Regions from separate parts of the Homo sapiens genome. Here region 1 is linked to region 2. The links are chromatin contacts, found by Hi-C or POLR2A ChIA-PET in ENCODE. All regions are on one chromosome and are shown on one strand. The core of a region is the stretch at or near the end of the contact, and the rest is flanking DNA. Distances in the headings are between cores, read along the strand shown.

The links. Hi-C counts contacts between places; a loop is a spot of excess contacts on that map. ChIA-PET counts read pairs that join two places held with the same protein, here RNA polymerase II (POLR2A). Pooled maps may share reads with other maps.
Region 1: a loop to region 2 is called in a map of natural killer cell, with 13 times the contacts of the local background. The contact joins the promoter of TRABD2A here to the enhancer-like site in region 2. A Hi-C loop is called at or near these places in 7 of 168 maps with a recorded cell type or tissue (B cell, CD4-positive, alpha-beta memory T cell, Caco-2 and 4 more), 4 of 37 single-sample maps with no recorded cell type and 15 of 50 pooled maps. POLR2A ChIA-PET finds 5 or more read pairs at or near these places in 11 of 52 experiments (CD4-positive, alpha-beta T cell, CD4-positive, alpha-beta memory T cell, CD8-positive, alpha-beta T cell and 8 more).

The regions. Positions count from the first base shown.
Region 1 is chr2:84,879,452-84,883,293 of GRCh38, forward strand. It overlaps TRABD2A (TraB domain containing 2A), which reads right to left and starts at 1,633. Exons shown (of 7, transcript NM_001277053.2): 1 at 1,481-1,633. The coding sequence starts at 1,588. RefSeq lists enhancers at 875-1,377, 1,378-1,878 and a silencer at 1,608-1,737.
Region 2 is chr2:84,739,083-84,743,552 of GRCh38, forward strand. All of the region lies in intron 62 of DNAH6 (dynein axonemal heavy chain 6), which reads left to right. Among named protein-coding and RNA genes, the nearest start is that of TRABD2A, 140 kb to the right of the region's middle. RefSeq lists an enhancer at 2,431-2,480. Within about 2 kb of position 2,554, at least 2 of the 41 ENCODE cell types and tissues checked have a DNase peak (open chromatin) inside an H3K27ac peak, as active enhancers do; they include CD8-positive, alpha-beta T cell and natural killer cell, where a contact is called at or near this core.

The DNA of each region.
Region 1 (3,842 bases), core at 383-2,882, 140 kb after region 2:
ATTACAGGAGTGAGCTACCATGCCGGGCTTCTTTGATAATTTTTTGTAACGTAAAGGAGTCCTGAGACCAAAAGGTAGGACGATGGAATAAAGGACTCATAAAGACAGATTCTAAAGGAGAGAGATCTTATCCAGACTCACTCGTCATAATTACCAGTCGGTAATAGGTTTTGCAGAAGTGAAAGGCAATGTGCTTTCTTGTGAGGAGATGGACTCCTGCCTTGTCTAACAAGCATGAAGCGGCCACACCGCAACAGAGTTTGAAACCATGCCTGGTGCAGACTCCCCTCTCCAGCTGCCGCGCCTCCTGCCTTGGTAGAGGGCCGTCCGCAGCCCCGCGACGCCTTACAGAGGCGAACACCGTGCGTCTTCCCAGCCCGGAGCTCCAGGATCGGCTCTATTTGGCCGTCCTCTGCTTTGCTGCAGTTGGGATGAGGAATAAAATTGCGAATGGCCAGGGGTGGAGGCAGACCGGGGAGCTGCGCAGGTGTCATCAAAGGTGGGCCTCTAAATTCCAGCCCCCACTCCCTCAACCCACCCCCAACCCCCCCCACCCCCGCGTCGCGGGCGCACCAGAAGGATAAGCCTGGCATGGCCCTCTCCAGAGCCAGGGACGCACAGATATCAAACCCACCGGAACAAATGCGCGAAATTCAACCTATGCCGCACTCAGAAGAGAGGGACTCGAGAACCACAGAAAATTCTGAGTGTAGGAAAACTGATCAGAGAAGGAAATATTCATCTCGAAAGAGGTCCAGCCTCGGAGACGCAAGACCTGTCCGCTATAGAGCTGTGTTGACTCGGGCAGGTCACTGAGCCTCCCTTGCCTGGGTTTCCCTCACCCACAAAACGTTGATGCGAACATCTAAAGCGCCCGGCTGGACACGCAAGGCTCGGACAGTGGTCACTCCGCGAACGCACTCTGTGACCTGGAGCACACAGGTCCCCCGCTGAGTGTCAGTTTCCCAGATCGGTAAAAACAAGGGAAATGGCTTCAACTCCCTAAAGTCCCTTCTAACTCAGGCACTGAACATATGAAGGTTAAGCCAAGCAGCTTCAGGGCGCTGTTAATATTTTGATAAGAGCAGGTGAAATTAAACTCTTAAGGAAGAGAGGGAAGAAGAAACTTCAAATAAATGTGCCCAAGTTCCTGGTCCGGTACTCCCTGGCGGATCCGTCCCCCGAAAGCTCGCGAAAATGGCTGGCGAGACCCCAGAGGCTCTCTCGGACGCCCTTGGGCTGGCGGAGGGCAAAGGCCAGGGCACTGAGTCGCTTGGAGCCTGCGGGCTGCGCCCCCGCGGGAAAGGGGAACCCGAGGGCACGGAGAGGAGAGCGAGCAAGGAGCGCCGCGGTGCTAGGTGAAAGCCCAGCCGCGGAAGTCGGCTCGGGGTCCGAAAGCGCTGCTTCGCGGGGTTCGGAGGGAAACCATCCCAAGGAGGTGCAGAGAGGCCGGCTCTCCAGCACCCGACGCGCGCCTTACTTGGGGCTTGAGCTCGCAGTTGGCGGTGCCGGGCGCCCCGCGCCGCGAAGCTGCGCCCGTGGGCAGGAGGCAGAGGGTCTGCAGCAGGAACCAGCTCCAGGGACTCATCCTCCTCAAGGCGGCTCCGAGGCCCGGAACGCGGAGGGAAGGAGTAGGGCAGAGGTGGCCGCCCGCCCTGGCTAGCCGGGGCCGCGGGGCGCCTCCGGGCGGGGCTGGGGTGAGCCCGGCAGCAGCGGCCACGTGGGGCCGGGCCTCGACCTCCCTCCCCCCACCCCACCCCCGCAGGTCAGCCCCGCGCCTAGGCGGCAGCGGAGTCCCGAACCGCGTTTCTCCCGCCCAAACCCTGCCGGGGCCGCCGCCCACCTCGTGTGACCGCAAGAGGGGTAAAGTGAAGTTCCAGCGCTGTCCTAAATTCAACCTAAAATCGCATTGGTTCCTGCGTTTACGTCTGTGCTTATGCTGCCGATTGTGAGGGGAGGGTGCCTCTTGATTGAAAGAGGCAGACAAAATAAACAAATGAAAGGCTATCTATAAAGGAAAGTTCATTTAAACAAAGGAAATCTCACGGAAGTTTTGAATGTAAAAGAGAGAGGGGAATGGTCAGTGTGTGCATCCACTGAAAATCCAGGACCACAAAAGCTGGCACTCCATTAAGAGCCCTCTTAATGGATTTTTAGGAATAATATTAAGGATGTTAACACCGAACTCAGAGGATTGCCGCAAGGATTAAAAGAGGAAATTTATGAGAAACACCTTGATTGGCACACATAGCAAGCCTGCAAACTGCAGTCGCTCCCTTTCGGCTCCAAAACCCCACTGAGGATTTTTCACAGCATTGGTCCATCAGGAAGAAAAAAAAATTATGAAAGCAAGTAGCTGTGCCCCGCCTGCCGCACCTCCTACCCATGCCTGAGCGCACTTTACCACCACCTTTTAAAGTCCAGACGTCTGCGCCATTAACTTCGGAGTGGTGTTCGCAGGAGCATTTGTCGCAGTGGTCTTTAATTGCTTTAAGTCGCTGTCCATTTTGAGAATCTGATAACTGGACGATCTCCCAGGGAAAAAGAAAAGGGGGGGGGCAGATTTGCATACAATGCGGGGAGAGGTTTTCTGAAGCCCATTTCCAACTTTCCCGTAAAGAACCCCTGGCTTTGAAGAGCCAAGTCTTTCGAGATTTAACTCCACCAACATTTAGAGTTCAGATGTTTTTGTAAAATCGCTTTTTTCTAAGTTTGAGTGGGGATTTGCTTTCTGGAATTGACTGTCTCCTGTCTTCAGATGACTGCCCCGTGTCAGCCCGGCGGCAATCGTTAGTCTCCGGGCCAACCCAGGACGATGCTTTTTGGCGTTTTCAGGCACCAGCGCTGCCACCTGCTGGCAAAAACTTTCTCTTTCGGTTGTGAGGGGGAAAAGCAAAAAGCATCAAGAACGTAAGTTGCCCTGAGCTAAGATCGAACCACTGCACTCCAGCCTGGGCCACAAAGTGAGACCCTGTCTCTTATTTAAAATAAAACAAAACAAAACAAAACAAAAAACTCAAAAGGATGTAATTACCTATTATTTCATGTTATCTCTCCCACTCCAAATGAATCAATCCGTGTGGCCACAGAGAAGCCCGCCCAGCTTCTCTCTGAGCTGGGCTTCTCTCTGGCCACACAAAACATGGCTGAATTTGTTTATTTTCTCCTGTTGTTTGTCTCTCTTTTATTTCGTTGGTTTCTGCTCTTATCTTTGTTATTTCCTTCTGTTTGTTTACTTTTGGGTTTACTTTGCTTTTTTTCTGGATTCTTAAGGTGGTACCTTAAGTCATTGACTTTAAGTCTTCTTGCTTTTGTAATATAAGCATTTAAAGTTATAAATTTCCCTATAAGCACTGCTTTAGCTACATCACCCAAATTTTGAAAAACTGTATTTCATTATCTTTCATTATCTACTTTCCCTGGTGATTTTCTTCTTTGCCCGTGGATTATTTAGAAGTAGGTTGATTGATTTCCAAACTATGGAATTGTCCTAAATATTAGGTTGGTGCAAAAGTAATTGTGGTTTTTGCAATATCAACAGATTTATAATCCAATTCTGTTGTAAACAGAAAACATACTCTGTATGATTTTGATTATTTTGAATTTATTGGGACTTGTTTTATGGCTCAGCATATGGTCAGATACTGAGTATGAAATATCATATCCATATCCAAAGTACCTAGATAATTTTGTTTGATTCTGACAGTTTTTAAATGAAGTGTTTTTTTTGTTGCTGTTGTTGCTTTGTTTCGTTTTGTTTTTTCTCTTAGCCAGACCCATCATCAAGTAGGATTTATTCTGTAAGACACTCAGTGTCCGAATATTCTATAGAATCACATCTA
Region 2 (4,470 bases), core at 1,304-3,803:
TCATTTATGAAGCTTAGCATGGAAGGATATGAAATTCTTGGCTGACATTTATTATCTTTAAGAATACTAAAAATAGGCCCCAGTTTCTTCTGACTTGTAAGGTTTGTGCTGAAAAGTCTGTTTTTAGTCTTATAGGTTTCCCTTTATAAGCAACATGACCCTTTTCTCTAGGTGCCTTTAAAGTTCTCTTTCACGTGGACTTGGGTTAGTCCTATCCCTCCTATCCATCCCCAAGTGTGTCTTGGGAATTGTCATCTTGTGTAGCATCTTACAGAAGTTCTCTGGATTTCTTGTATTTGCATGTCGACCTCTCTAGCAAGATTGGGGAAATTTTCCTGAATTATATCCTCAAATATGTTTTCCAAGTTGCTTATTCTCTCTTCTTCTCTCTCATGAATGCCAGTAAGTCATAGGTTTGGTCACTTTACATAATCCCATATTTCTCAAAGGCTTTGTTCATTTTTTAAATTCTTTTTTACTTTTGTCTGACTGGGTCATTTTGACAGATTGGTCTTCAAGTTCTGAAAGTCTTTCTTTTGCCTGGTCTAGTCTGTTGTTAAGGCTTCCATTTGTATTTTGAATTTCCTGATGCGAATTTTTCAATTCCAGGACTTCTGTTGGTTTTGTTCTTAATATAGCTATGTTGTCTTTCATATCTTCTGTTCTGTTCTTAATATAGCTATGTTGTCTTTCATATCTTGGATCATTTTTCTGGCTTCTTTGTGTGGGATTTCAACTTTCTCCTGGATCTCATTGAGTTTCTTTGCATCATATTCTGAATTCTATATCTGTCATTTCAGACATTTCATTCTGGTTAGGATCCATTGCTTGGGAGCTAGTGGGATCCTTTGGAGGTGATGAAACACTCTGTCTTTTTGTATTGCTGGGGTTCTGCACTGGTTACTCCTCATCTGAGAGAGCTGATACTTCTCTTTTTTTTTTTTTTAATTTGGTATCACTTGGTTGGGGCTTCTTGTTTATTCGTTTTTCCCTTGGGGGTATGACTGTGATGTATATTGTGTATGATTAATTGGCTTCATTTCTAGGTGCTTTCAGAGTGCCAACTCTCTGTACAGGTTCCTTGGTTGCAAGTAGGTTCATGCAGTGACTTTCTCAGAGGTTGTTTGTTGTAGCAATGTAATTTTATTTGGTGGCGTAATTCAGGATGCAGTCTAGTAGATGGTGCTTAAGAGTAAGAACTGATGGGTACAAGCAGGGGTGGAAGCACTAGAGAAGTACAAAAAGCACCTCTGCAGAGCACATTCACCCTCAGTAGGGCAGAGCTGCTGGAGAAGCTTGAGACACAGACTCTTTCAACCCGCATTCCCCAGACTCCAAAGTGAAGAGTCACTTCCAAATCCATGACAGGGCACTGAGAAGAAGGGTGGCGGAGCAAGTGTGACCCCCTCTCCATGTCCATTCCCAGGCTTTGGTGGTACCACCTTCAGTGGCTGGCACTGCACCCATGTTTTCTTTTATCCAAGGGGGTCTTTGGTGGGCTGCACTCTCCCCTCCTTTAGGGACAGTCTGCAGCAAGGGTTAGATCTCCAGGGGAGTGGAGTCTGCCTCCCTCCCACGCCTCAGAGCTGGTGGGGCACTGTTCCCCAACTGACCAAGGAAACAGGCTGGGACACCCCGTTATGACCCATGCAGACCAGTTCTAGGTTGCAAAGCTGTCTCTGACTGAAAGTCTTGCCCTCTGGGAAAAACCTCAGCTTCAGCAACTCTCCTCCCACTCCAGTCTTGTGATGGGAGAGAGCGTAATTCCACCACCTACTACTGGGGCACTCTCCACACTCACTGCTCAATTCTGCCTGTGGGGACCCTTCTCCCCTTCCAGAACAAGCACTTTAATCTCACCTAAGACCAAAATGCTTGCTGTGGCCACCGCTGCCAGGTTACCAAACAATGGCTCTAACCTCTCAAAATGGTGTCAGCCATGGGCTTGCACCTAGAGAGTGGGGAGCCCCTCTCAGGCGAGCAGCATGGACGAGAAGCTGTGAGGAGTGTGGTCCACTCAAGTCTCAGTCTCATAGCAGCTCGTAGCAAGGCATTGGACATTGTCCTAGGTATATATAGGAGAGCCTTGGTCCCCTTTCCCTGCTTGGCTGGGTGGCAGCAGCAGTCACATCAGCCCAAACTCAGGCCAAGGATGAGGCACAGCTCAGCACTACATTCTCAAAATGGTGCCTTGGGCCTGAAAACAGGGAGGGCGGATCACTGCCCAGGCAGGCAGCATGATCAAGAAGCTGTGGGGAGTGTGGTTCATTCACATCTGTCTCACAGCAGCCTGCTACAGAGCTGTGAGTATTGTCCTAGGTATGAGTAGGATGACCTGGTCTCCCTGTTCTTCCTTAGCCAAGCAGAGGCTACAGCCACATCAGCCCAAACTAAACAAAGCATGGAGCTCAGCCCAGCATTAAACTCTCAAAAGGGCACCTTGGGCCTGGGGCTAAAGAGGGTGGGGCACCATTCAGGCAAGCAGCATAAGCAGGAAGCTGTGAGAAGTGTGGTCAACTCATATCTCAGTCTCAACAGCAGCTCATAGCAGGGCAGCAAGTACCCTCTAGGGGGTGCATGAGTGTGCCCGTTCTCCCCTCTCCCTCCCTGGAGCAGCACAGTGGCTGCAGCTGTGTCTGTAAATCCCCAGGATCTGGGTTCTCAAAATGGCACCCAGCTGAGGCTGCACCAGGCTCGGATTCCTGTGGGATTGTGTGTGGGTTCCCTTTCTAGAGAAATGTCTCTGTACAATCTTTAGGCAGTTCCATATGTCAGGCACAAGGCCCTAGTGGGTCAAGGGTTTCTCCTGTAGCCAAGATCTTAAAACCCTGTTTTGGAGCTCCAGGGATTTCCCTCTTACTGTTTCCCTGCATCCAGGACCATCTCCCAGCCCAGTCAGTTCCTGGCTGCGCAAGCTAACTTGAACCCTCTCCTTACTTACTTCTGGTACTTCATGTCTCTTCTCTAATGAATCCAAGCATTCTCTCCTAGATTACCTGTTTGAACTGTGAGTATCTGCTTACTATTCTGGCTCTTCTCCATGGAGGCAGCACGCAATACCTGCATCTAGTCAGCCATCCTGACCTAAAACCTCAAAATACATCTTCTAATATTAATATTATTACAGCAAGCCTCTCTTAGTACTCCCACTCTATATATTTCTGCACTCTTTACTTTCCATTTTTTGTGTGTCATCATTATGTTTTTGGTGTATCTTAGTAGGATTTTGTTGTTGTTTTGAGGAACATGAAAGTCTTTCTTTTAACAGACAAATTTTAATTTGATTATATTTATTATGGCTATTGATTTATTTAAGTTCTTCTTGACTGAGGAAGATTTCCATTTGACAATGTCTAGAGACATTTTTGTTTGCCACAACTGGGGTGGTGCTACTGGCGTCTGGTGGGTAGAGACCAGAGATGCTACTACACATCCTACAGTGCTCAGAACAACCCTCCACAACAAATAACTACAGCATCCAAAATGTCAATATTAGTAAAGTTAAGAAACTCTGATCTGTTTGGACTTACATTGGTCATCTTTATTTTGGGCATATTTTTCTGCCAGCTTTTTCTTTGCTTCCTTTTTTCTTCTTTCTTCTTCCTTCTTCCTTTCTTTATATCCTTTATTTCTCCTCTCCTTCCTTTCTTCTTCAGTTGCATCATCCACACTCTTTATTTTCCCCTCTACTGATTTGAAATTCTATTTTTATTTTTTGGTAATTACTCTTATACTTCTAATATGAATATTTATTTAACTAAGTAAACCCATTAAGTGTGGTGGTTTAAAGTCTACATTAACCAGAATTTCTAAGATCCTAATAGATTTATTGGATTTCTAAATGAAGACTAGGGGGAGAAAAAGCTGTTCAATAAATGCATTAACTTATTGAAAAGTGCATTCCCCCCTAGTCTTTTGTCCCCCACTAGTAAAAATTGTTTCTATGTTATGCACCAGTTAAATGAGACAGCTAGAGGTAGAGATAGAACACAAAAAGAAAAATACTCATAGAAGAAACCCAGAGATGGACAGTTAGGGACAGACCCAAAGCAGAAAGGGCTAGATGGAGCCTCATCTACACAGAGGCAAAGGAAGAGGGAAGGTGTGGAGGTTGAAAAGCAAAGTAATTATAGGGACAACTCATAATTTTTTCATAGAAAGCACCATGTGTTATCCATATCTTTGAGACTAAAATTGCAACAATTTAAAAAAACTTTCCTGTTTTTATGTGTTAGATTTCAAGGTTTGTTCCAGAAATGCTACAGACTTATGAAGGTTTGTACATAGTTTGATAGGTGGCTGGTATTCTAAAAGTGAGCTTTAGATATTTACAAGTGATGTCTAATTCCATTGTCAATCTTACCTTCAGAAACTTCCTAATTGCCTTAATCTTTTGTCTTTCTTGATTTCTAAGTGCTTCGTGTCCTATTGGGAGTTATTTAAAATATACATTATTAAGCTAGGTGTGGT